Linked DNA regions of Mus musculus: region 2 is linked to region 1. The links are chromatin loops, found by intact Hi-C in ENCODE. Cell type or tissue: heart. All regions are shown on one strand. Links, peaks and the distances in the headings refer to the core of each region. The heading gives the core; the rest is flanking DNA. Region 1 overlaps Myocd (myocardin). Region 2 has its middle 16 kb from the start of Gm12295.

The links. Peaks named below come from ENCODE experiments on the same cell type or tissue, not always from the same donor. Only the 100,000 strongest peaks of a DNase experiment are listed, where the experiment ranks them.
Region 2: a loop joins it to region 1, with 4 times the contacts of the local background. A loop is called at or near these places in 5 of 42 quality-filtered maps.

Annotation. Positions count from the first base shown.
Region 1 is chr11:65,206,649-65,212,029 of GRCm38, forward strand. All of the region lies in intron 5 of Myocd (myocardin), which reads right to left. Among named protein-coding and RNA genes, the nearest start is that of Arhgap44, 46 kb to the left of the region's middle. RefSeq lists an enhancer at 2,207-3,809. In heart, for the core only: no CTCF peak of the experiment used is centred there; a DNase peak (open chromatin) is centred at 2,893; H3K27ac peaks cover 4,521 bases.
Region 2 is chr11:65,301,118-65,306,498 of GRCm38, forward strand. No RefSeq gene overlaps it. Among named protein-coding and RNA genes, the nearest start is that of Gm12295, 16 kb to the left of the region's middle. In heart, for the core only: CTCF peaks have their summits at 201 and 3,057 (motif pointing left); a DNase peak (open chromatin) is centred at 2,874; H3K27ac peaks cover 3,268 bases.

The DNA of each region.
Region 1 (5,381 bases), core at 303-5,302:
GAGTCAGGTTCCTACATCAAGTCTGACTTTGTACATTTTCCTTTCTCGGGAGAACTGACGCGTGAGACCTCCTAGAGAAGCTCCTCCTGGCTGTTTCCGAGAACGTATGGATATGTTGCCGACTCAGCCCATTCAAAAACATCATTGGAGTTTTAGTCACAAGTAATGCCTATATTTAGTTTTTATCCCTGTTGAAATCCACCTGGGAGACCACAGCATGCCTCTGAGGTCTGCTGGCTCACGCCCTGAGCCGATGCTGCACACCTGCATGTGATCCTACCAGCCCCTCAGGAGCACCGTATTCTCTGCCCACCAGAACACCCCGAGAAGCTCATTGTCTCATGCCTCTTCCCATTTCTTTCATGATGAAGGGATTGGGTCTTCTTTATGTGGTCTGATGTTTCATGTGACAAAGAGGTGTCCATAACTTAACTAGAATATGGCATCCCGAATGTGCAAAAATTAGGGAGAAATGAACTGAATTGTGAAATTGTCCCACATTCTAACATGTGGATAGGAATGTTAGAAGAATCAGGGAGAAAGAAGAAGAATGGTGGGTTTTTTGTTTTGTTTTGTTTTGTTTTTGTTTTTTTGTATCCTACAATGATGCAATTATGTGTAATGGAAGGAATAGAAGAGGAGGAGGAAGAAGAGAAGGAGCAGGAAGAGGAGGACAAAGGGAGCATGAGAGACAGAGAGACCGAGAGAGGGGGAGGGGGAGGGGGAAGAGGAAGGGAGAGGAGGGCGCAGATTTCTCTAACAGAGCCAACTAGAATAAAGCAGATTTGTGAGCTTTCAAACAGCCATGGGGAGCCAAGCATTTTCTCCACTCTGGCTGGTGAGGATATGGAAAGTTCTGTTTTCTACAACTGTTTCATGACAGAACTGGGAGTGGATTCCCAGCCTTTGGACCCCCAGAGTCACTTTACAGAAGAAGGTGGCTAAACCAACCACCCTCCCTGTTAGCCACGAAGCCCTTGGGAGGAGCCACTTGTTATTTAAGGGAGAATCATCAGCCTGCCTCGGTTGGAGGGTGGAGAACACACTAGGGAAGCAAAGGATCTGCCTCGGTACACATACACTGAAGATGCCCCCATTGACCTGACGCACTGCCCGCTGGCAAGTGGTGACCTCAAGCCAGGTCACTAGAATAAGGGAATAGATGGTATCAGCTTGCTGTCTATAGGTTCCACATTCTTGGCATTGACTAGGACCGACAAAATTGCTTCTGTTCTGAACATCTACAGGCGTTGTTTTTGCTATTACCCCCTTCCCCTTGCAGTACATATAGCATTACACAGTGTTTGTGTGGAATTAAGCATGGCAGCTAGTAGATAGGTGATTGACATAAAGGGAGAATGAGCGTGGATCATGTGCGAATAGTATTTCGTTTCACAGGAGGGACTCGAGAATCCCGAGCATGTCATCTGTGAGGGATCCTGGCACTAAGCCCCTGTGGGTATGGAGGAACAACTTTCTGTAATCAGTTCTATTTTTTCCCCTAAAGTCTGAAGGGAGCAGGTCCTCAGCTATTTCTTCCACTTGCACCTTTCACACTTCAAGAGGGGCAGAGGTGATCAGATAAGATATGGTAAAGAGGCTGAAAGTAGGGAGAGAGGTTGTGTGTGTATCTCCCTGGGATAATAAGAGAATCTGTCAAAGAAATGTGGCCTGGAGAGTGTCCACAGCAGTTAGACAGAAGAGCTGGTGATGTAAAGTTGTCTAAGAACTCCCGGAGAGGAGGGGGCTTGGGTGGAACCTGAAATGACTGTCAGCTATGGGCAGGACAACAGAAGGGTGCAGGGACTTGGATGGTGGTGGAGAGAGGAAGAGACACAAGAGGGACCGATAAACAGAATTGGTGTAGTGAGGGAAAGAAGAAACTCTACTAGCTAGAGGAGAGAATTATTCTAGAATCCACATCCTATACCATCAAACCTACCAACTCAGAGTTTCCCCGCTTAAGCCACAAGTCACAAGTACATGAAACAGAGCACTCAGAACTTGTTCACATCCACACAAAGGAGCAGGGTGAGTGCCACAGCCCCAGATGGTATGGATGTCTGGTACCCAGACAACATGATGTGGCCAGCTCAGATTCTGCCAACAGGTACATTTGAGGACCACTAAGGACTGTGCCATCATATGGGCCACCCCAGTTTCATCACCTTCAGGGTTGCAAGTTGTTTGGGTTTGTCACTCTCTGGGCAGAAGAGGAAGGGAGGGACAGGGAGCCTTCACACAGCAATTCTTCAGGCTTACAGAGGAATCCCTCAGAGCTGCCGCCGCCACCACCACCACCACCACCACCACCACCACCACCACCACCACCACCACCACCTACTTTCACAAGACGCTTAAGGCCCTCATGGGTTCTAGAGTTGGAAACACTTGGGGCACTTTTCTTTTCTTGGTTCTATTACTTCAGAGGGCCTCAGTTTCCCCCTCTGTAAAGTGGGAATAATGAATGGACCTACCACTCTAGGTTTCAGGAAATAATATCCCCACAGCACCGAGTCACGGCCTGACGTGAACTTTTCAGTCATGTCTAGCTATTCTGGTGGCTGATACTGTTTTTGTTTAGAAGCATCTGCCATTCTCAAGTTTACCATTATCAAAAACAAAAGGACCACCCCGGAAGCAGTTTATTTTGTGGTCAGCCTCTTAAAGGCCCAGTGCAACTCCACGGTGAGGAAACTCTTTTGTCCAGAGAGGCTCATTCTGGGAAAACAAGGAGTCAGCTTTCCTAGGGTAAGGAGAAACTTTGTTCAGGGCAGGCCACCCTCTTTGCTGGTTCAAGCCACGCTGCTGCAGAGAGGGACACAGGTCACCTTCTGGTCACCTTATCTGTGTCCCTGTGGAACATTCACATTGATTGCACTGCATTGTGACCCTGGGCCTCTGCTCCAATCTCCCACGACAAGAGGCTGGCTGGGAGCTGCTGGAGAGCAGAGTGCTGGCTATTGTCCCTCCAGACACGTCAGGCAGTGTGATGACAAGGACCTGCTCTGAGAAGCCCTGACATCATCCTCCGGCTATGCCCACAGGACTGGCTCTTGGCACTGCCCCCTTGGGACCTCAACTCCCCCATTCCCTGGAAGTGATTAGATGAATGAGTCAGCTGTACTTTCCTGTGTACGCACGTTTAACATTCCAAGATTAAATGAGATAATTGGAGGCCTAGTTACTCTCTCCCTAGAACCTGCACCCAGGGCTATGAAGGAAGGGTCGGGCGCAATGGGAGAGGGCACCGCCTGATGTTCTACCTCCAAGTTAGTGTCCTGAAGGGCAGGGGAGCTGTTTTTATTTGGGGACAGACTGACTGACCATCCCTAACATTCTTCAGAATGAAAATGAAGCAATATCTGTTTTCCAAGGGTGAGTGCCACAGGTCATTCACATAGATGTAGATGTTGTTTAATCTTGCCTGTTGTCAAGGAGACTTGATGAGATCCAACAATATACTATAGTCTATGGCCTGGTGGTTCCTCTACTTGAGAGAACTCAACTTCTCTCAAAGGACATCAGTAGTCTTCATTATAAAATGGATGTGAACTGGTACCCAGGGTTCCCTTTCCTCAGATCTGTGACACCTCAGAAACTCCTCTTGTGTCTCTTGACCAGATCTTCATAAATCAGAAGTGCTAGCTACTATGTATATGTATTACGTGTCAGTTCTAGAGGTCAAATACTAGAGTCAAAGAATATTATCCAGTATGAACATGATATACTCCCCTGGTCTCCTTCTTCCCTTATGGGACAGCCACTCAATGTCCCTGTGTCACCTGTCAATACCTCCTGCTACCCCACAGGGATCTTGCAAGATATCCTCAACTCCAACTGCCCATCTCTCAGCAGTACTGAGGTGGGTTCCGCAGGACTGATGGCATTCAGGTCACCAGGCAGCCCTGCAGAATCGGAGGGCCACTTTCTTCCCTCAGCACCCACCCTTTCTCCCCCAAATCTGCCAGCTCCCCCATTTTAGAATCCTACCCTACTTTTCCCAGAGTTTTTCTTCAGAAAAACATTTGACATACATGCCATGGTGGATTTCTTTCCCCTAAGGATCGTTTGTACTTTGGAAGTGATTTCTCATTGTGGAATGGTAGAATTTTGTCCGTGAGAAAGTAAGGCATGCCAAGGCAAACAACCCTACCATCTGGCACAGGGCCATTGTTATTGTATATCTGCCTTTAAAATGCATGATCAGTGTCAAAACTCCTTGGTCTCTGAACATGGACCGGGTTCTGAGTGAGCTGAAGAGGTTGATTTTGAGGTAAAGCCTGTGGGTCACAGACCAAGATATGTTGAATAAAGAGGCCTTCAGATACATGACAGCTGGAAATGGATGGCCTTGGTGGGTCACACATTGGTTTCTATATTTAAAGGTTATGGTGATAAAATGAATTTATTTTTGACAACAGAGCTACATATTCTAAAACACTGGTTGAATGGAAACTGAAGTGCTGACTTAGATGGAAAACCTGGTCCAGTCCAAAGACAAGGTTAGAAACCTTTCAGTTGTAGCTGGAGCTCAGGGTCCTCCCACTCTTTGAGGAATCCAGCTGGGTTTGGTTTGCCTCAAGCCAGGAGTCAAACCTATGGACAAAACCCTGCTTCCTCTGGAGCTAAGGGATACTGGCATCCTGTGAAGAAACTGTTTAATGATCATGTGATTAGAAACTATTTACATGTGAGAAGAACCCAGGGCTCTCAGTACTGAGGAACATCTGAGTAATAACGACCACTCATAAACATAACAAGGCCATTCTGCATTCTGTAGAGAAGTTATCAGTCCCATGAATATCATGTTGGTTATAAGCCATGTCCTGACATGATGAAGTTTTTCACAAAAGGATGATAGGCAACCAGATGTCCTCTGAGTGGTGGCCGCAAGAGCCTGAGCTTTGTCTTCCTGTACAGTATGCCATTCCAGAGAGATGAGAATGAGACCAGCTGGAGTCTCTAAAACCATATTCAGAGAAGACACTCACAAGTCAGGCAGGGGATCAGTAGCTGGCATCCAATAAGAAAGAAAAGTCTGTGGTAGGAAAAGCCCAGGCGGGAAGGCTCACTGTCAAAATGTCCTTGCTTGTGTTAAGAAAGGTTCTAGATCATTCTATCTTAGGCTTTGATTAATCCTGGAGGGAGGGAGACAACGTCCCAGTAGGCCTCTCAAGTCTGGGAGGAACATAGAAACACAGCTGGAGAGAGAACCACAATGTATAAACACAACTGGAACGGCACGTGCACGAAGAAGAGGAAATACACAGAGGCTGTGGGGCTGACAGAAAACACCACACAAGCTCATCCCCGCCTTGCCACAGAGGGAATGTGGTCCCCAGGAGTAATGGGCCAGAGAATGGCTGGGTCATCTCTGC
Region 2 (5,381 bases), core at 54-5,053, 94 kb after region 1:
TTTCTAGTGACTCCTTCTGGAATGTTATTTTGAACTTGCAAAGGTTCTTAAAAAAAAAACAAACAAACTGTGTATTTCTTTTAAGCATCCCCTGAGAAAGTCAGATTTAAACTTAGCAAAAGCACTGGCTTTTTAAAAGCACTTTCTTAAAATAGTGGCTGTCAATCTTGGTGGGAAATCTTTAGGTGCCCCTAATGGCCAGAAATAGAAATGTTAATGGAAATGCCATTTGCAAAGACAGTGGTAAGGGACCCAGTCAGAAAACACAGGAAGCTACAAGTTCTTCCAGAGTCATTCTGAGCCCTAGACAGGGAAAAATAAAAAATGAAAACAAAACCAAAAAACCCACAGAAGAGAATAAGGGAGCAGAGGATTCTAATACTGCGTACAGGGGCCAGCCCCTAAGCGTGTGCATTAAAATATCACTGAAGGCATGGCTACTCTCTAGCCCTTAGTGGGGCAGCCTTATCTTTCAAAGATTCCAGATGCTATTAAATGAACCAATCCTGGTAGATCTGGTGAGCTTTGACTTGGGTGTATTATTATATGGCTCCTTCTTTTCCCTGGCAAAAGTGATCAAATTTGCATATAAGTTGTTAAAACCATTGTATATGTAAGCGACAGAGACCATCTAGCTTTGTGGTCCAGATGACAGAGTGGGGACCAGTCAACACGCATTGGCTACTAGTATGAGCTTCACTCATGGGAGATGTGCTGTTGTTAGAGAGGTAGAGATGGGGTTCAAGGCCCCTCCCAAATGGAGTTGTTCCTTTTATCCTACCGGCTGTGCTCTTTCAAGCTGGGGCAGAACGCTGGCTTCTGGAGGTAGCCCCATTCCTTAGTCAGGGCTGATGGGTAGAGAGCTCAGCACTGGACACACCAAAAACCTTCTACCTGAAGGAAAAGATGTAACTGGTTCTGCTTTCTCCCTGAGAACATCATAGATGTGGGATCTGGATGGCCAGGAGATGTAGTGTGACTAGAACGTCAAGAGACCCATCTTTAGGACAGAAGAGCTCAACCTCAGTGCTCTCTCTCTCTCTCTCTCTCCCTAACAGCTGTGATTTTGGGTGACCCTGGTACTCAATGTTAGTGGGAAGGGTAGGGCTGAACTGACAAATCTCAAGTCAGATATAGGGTAGAGGCAGTGGCAGCATACACCTTTAATCCTTAGTGCTCAGGAGGCAGAGACAGGCAGATTTTTTTTTTTGTTTGTTTTTTTTGTTTTTGGTTTTTTGTTTTGTTCAAGGCCAGCCTGATCTATAGAATAAGTTCCAGGACAGCTAGGGCTACACAGAGAAACTCTGTCTTGAAACATTAAAAACAAAAAACAGACAAACAAACGAAAGACCAAATTGGGTGGGTCATCTAAATCTCTGAGGATAGGCAGTTTTGAACACATACACACACACACACACACACACACACACACCCCTAAATTGAAAAATCTAGAGCCAGCTGAAGAACTGTAAAATAGCTTCCTGCCCTGCCTACAGTTTCTTTCTAAGGTGACTCTGAAAATATTTTCAGGGTCTCCCTTTTAAAACCTAACACAGGCAGCTCCTCTTCTCTGCAAGGGTTCTCCTGCCTTGCAGTTCAGGCTGTCTTTGGAACTTCCTTCAGTACGTATCTTTGGAGAGTACTTCTGAGTGAGGTTTCTGGGACAGCCGGTGAAGAAGGAAGGCACCCTCTCATTCTTATAGAATGTTTTAGTTGACAGAATTTATACACATGGTATTTTGAAACACTTGCATGTGTCCAATGGCTTAATTCCTCTCACAGCATGCACTGATTTCTGTGGAGAGAGGACTGTGGGCCTACACTCAGTAATCTTAGGTACAATGCGCCATTGTCTGTATTGTGTACCACGAATCTCTTGAACTTTTTCTTCTCTCTCCTCTCACAGACATCTCTCCAAATCTCTTAGCCCTGCTTCCACCATCCCTTCTGTTTTGATGAATCTGCCATCTTTAGATCCCATGTAGCCATGAGCACATTGCACAATTTATTTTAGCAGGTCAGGATGACTTCACGAAACTGCTGTCCTCAGGTTCATCCCATGGCTGCAAATGAAAGAATTTCTTTCTCTCTCATGGCTGAACTTCGTTTTTATAGAGATTCAGTTCAGGGGACTGGGTGAATCAGGGGCCCAGGCATATCACATCACAGTCAATCTGTCAAGACCTGTTTGGGAAAACCCAGACAACAGACGAGCTTAAGGCCTAGATAGGGGGAAACTTTAAAAAGTATAAACTCTGTTTGTTTCACAACTCGTATTTATTTGTGTGTAGCCATGCACACGCACTGTGACATGCTGGTGCAGGTCAGAGGACAACTTGCTGGTTCTCCACTCTGTGGGTCCTGAGAATTAAATTCAGCTCATTAGTTATGGCAGTCAGTGCTCTGACTCCCTGGGCCATCTTGCTTGCCCTCTATCCCATAACTTCTAATGAGTAAAAATTAATAAAGGGAGTTTTGATGCAAGAAATAAAAAACAAATCTCAGTTAGTCATCCCAGCCAACAGGTCTGTTTCTGTGTTTTATCTCTACCCATCTATTTTTTTTCCCATTCATTTCAGCAATACTCACGCACAGTAGGCACTTTCCACACTATGCAGGGTGTGGATACAAGGGGTCTTCCATATGTATTGAGTTAGGGCCATTTGTCCCTCAATCTCCTTTCATGCATTTCAGGTCCCTCTTAAGCCACAGAGCATAGGGCCCACTTAAGATGCCATCTAGCTAGCTGCCATTTGGTCTCACCAGATGCTCTGTCCCTGGTTGACATTGTTCAGCAGCTCTCATGCCTGTGTCACTTCCCCTGAGAAACAGGAGAGATAAGGCAGGCTCTCGTGTATTTGCTTGGCTCTGAGCGGACTGTACAGCACCATTTGGGAACCCTCTTCTCTTATCACTGTCAAGGGTGTCAGCTGTCCAGAAAACTGCGAGCAGAAAATAACATTGAGATAGGCTAAATGCACAGGGCCACCATGAACCCTGTTAGAGGGGGTGGGGGGGAGGGTGCAGCACCCTCTGCTGTCACAGAGTAGGCAGAAATTCACCCTGTTCTGCACTTTCTCTTGAGTGTTGTCATTGCAAAGCCAGAAGGACCCACATTCTGAATACACACTTAGAGAGCTCAGCTCCTGTCCCTTATTGCTCATAAAGGAGATGGATCTCGTTTTGTGCTAATGAGCACCAGAAAGGGGCAGCAATGCATATTTTGGGAACCTTGTGTCCCTCATACATTCCTTGAGGCCCTGGCTTGAGAAAGGAGTCCTCCTCAAGGTCACTCCTTTGAAGGTCATATGTACATCTTTGTTTGCAACTCCACTTCCTGGACTGTTGGCACCTATAGAATTTTTTCTTTTTTTTTGGAAGTTTCTTCCTCTATATCTTGGCAGGCTCTGTCCCCAGTTCCATTCCGCAGGGTCTTCTTGACACTTTTATTTATTGCTGCCCACCCTTACAACCCTACGAATTCCTGCCGTCCAGTGTGGTCCACACTGCACCTGCATGCTGCTAAGCACTGAGCATGTCCAGTGCTGTGCAAACAAGGGAGTCAAATATGAAAAGTTTTGAACTGCAGTTCGTACAAATGTCAAGACCACAGCATTGTCCTGTGGAGGGATTTGCTTGATCATTTCACAGATCTTTGACTATTTAACACTCAAACTCAGATATGCTGAAATTAAAATTTTACTCTTTAAAGTGATTGTGTGTGTGTGTGTATTCGAATGTGTGTGTTTGAGTGAACCCTGGCTATCCTCCCATCTCTGTCTTCCTAATGCTTAGATTGACAAAAACACCCACACATCACCACGTCCAGATTTTTATGTGGTGCAGGGGTCAAGTCAGGGCCTTCATGCTTACATAATGACACTTAACTGACTGAGCTATCTTACCATCTGTCTTAGTCAGGGTTTCTATTCCTGTACAAAACATCATGGGCAAGAAGCAAGTTGGGGAGGAAAGGGTTTATTCAGCTTACACTTCCACATTGCTGTTCATCACCAAAGGAAGTCGGGACAGGAAGTCACACAGGGCAGGAACTTGGAGGCAGGAGTGGATACAGAAGCCATGAAGGATTGTTGCTTACTGGATTGTTTCACCTGGCTTGCTCAGATTGCTTTCTTATAGAACCCAGGACTACCAGCCCAGGGATGCCACCACCTACAATGGCTAGACCCTCCCACCATGATCACTAATTGAGAAAATGCCTTACAGCTGGATCTCATGAAGGTATATCCTCAAGGGAGCCTCCTTTCTGTGTGATAACTCCAGCTTGTATCAAGTTGACACACCAAAGCAGCCAGTACAATTGACCCCTTGTCAACTTGACATACAAACGTATCACTATTAACCCTCAACCCTTATTTTCTTATTCATCCTCAAGGTCTAAATAACTTTAAAAGTCCCACAGTCTTTACAAATGCTTACATATTAAAATTTCAATCCCTTTAAAATATCCAATCTTTTTTGAAGTTCAAAGTCTTTTTACAGTTCCAAGTCTCTTAACTGTGAGCTCCACTAAAATACTTTCTTACTTACTTCAAGAGGGAAAACTATCAGGGCACAGTCACAATCAAAAGCAAAATCAAATTCTTACTGTCCAATGTCTGGGTTCTACTCATGATCTTCTGGCCTCCTCCAAGGGCTTGGGTCACTTCTCCAGCCCTGCCCCTTTGTAGCACACACCTTGTCTTCTAGGCTCCAGCCGCCTGTACTCCACTGCTGCTGCTGTTCTTGGTGATCACCTCATGGTACCGGCATCTCCAAAACACTGTCTTCCATTGCAACTAGGTTTCAACAATAGCCTCTCATACATTGGCTCTCTTCATGGTGCCAAGCCTCAACTCCTTTGCATGACCCCTTCAGTCCTGGGCCATCAATTGCAAGTAAGGCTGCACTTTCACCAATGGCCTTCCATGGCTTCTCATAATGTCAAGCCTCAGCTGTTCTTCATGACTCCTTTATGGCTTCAAAGCCAGTACCATCTGGTTGACTCTTACACATTACCCAGTCCAGCCATAGCACAAGATACAACCTTGACTATCTCTGGAACACAGCCTCTTTGTGCTCTCAGAAAACACTTCCCAGAAGATTTCACCTTAATAATGCTAGTCTCTTCTTAGTTACTGGCAATTTCTTAGCTCTAGCTAACCAGTGTCAATAGTCCCCGTAATGCAAAGGTTTCGCTTTAGTAGTTCTGTTATCTTGTTAATCACAGCTGATTCTTCAGCTTCAGCTAACCAAAACCACAGAATTTTCATAATCAAAACAGCAACGGCCGTGATAAGAGTCTTTAATCTTCCCTATGAAATTTCACAAGTCAGGCCTCCATCATTTGCACTGTTCTCAACATTATCTTCCAAACTCCT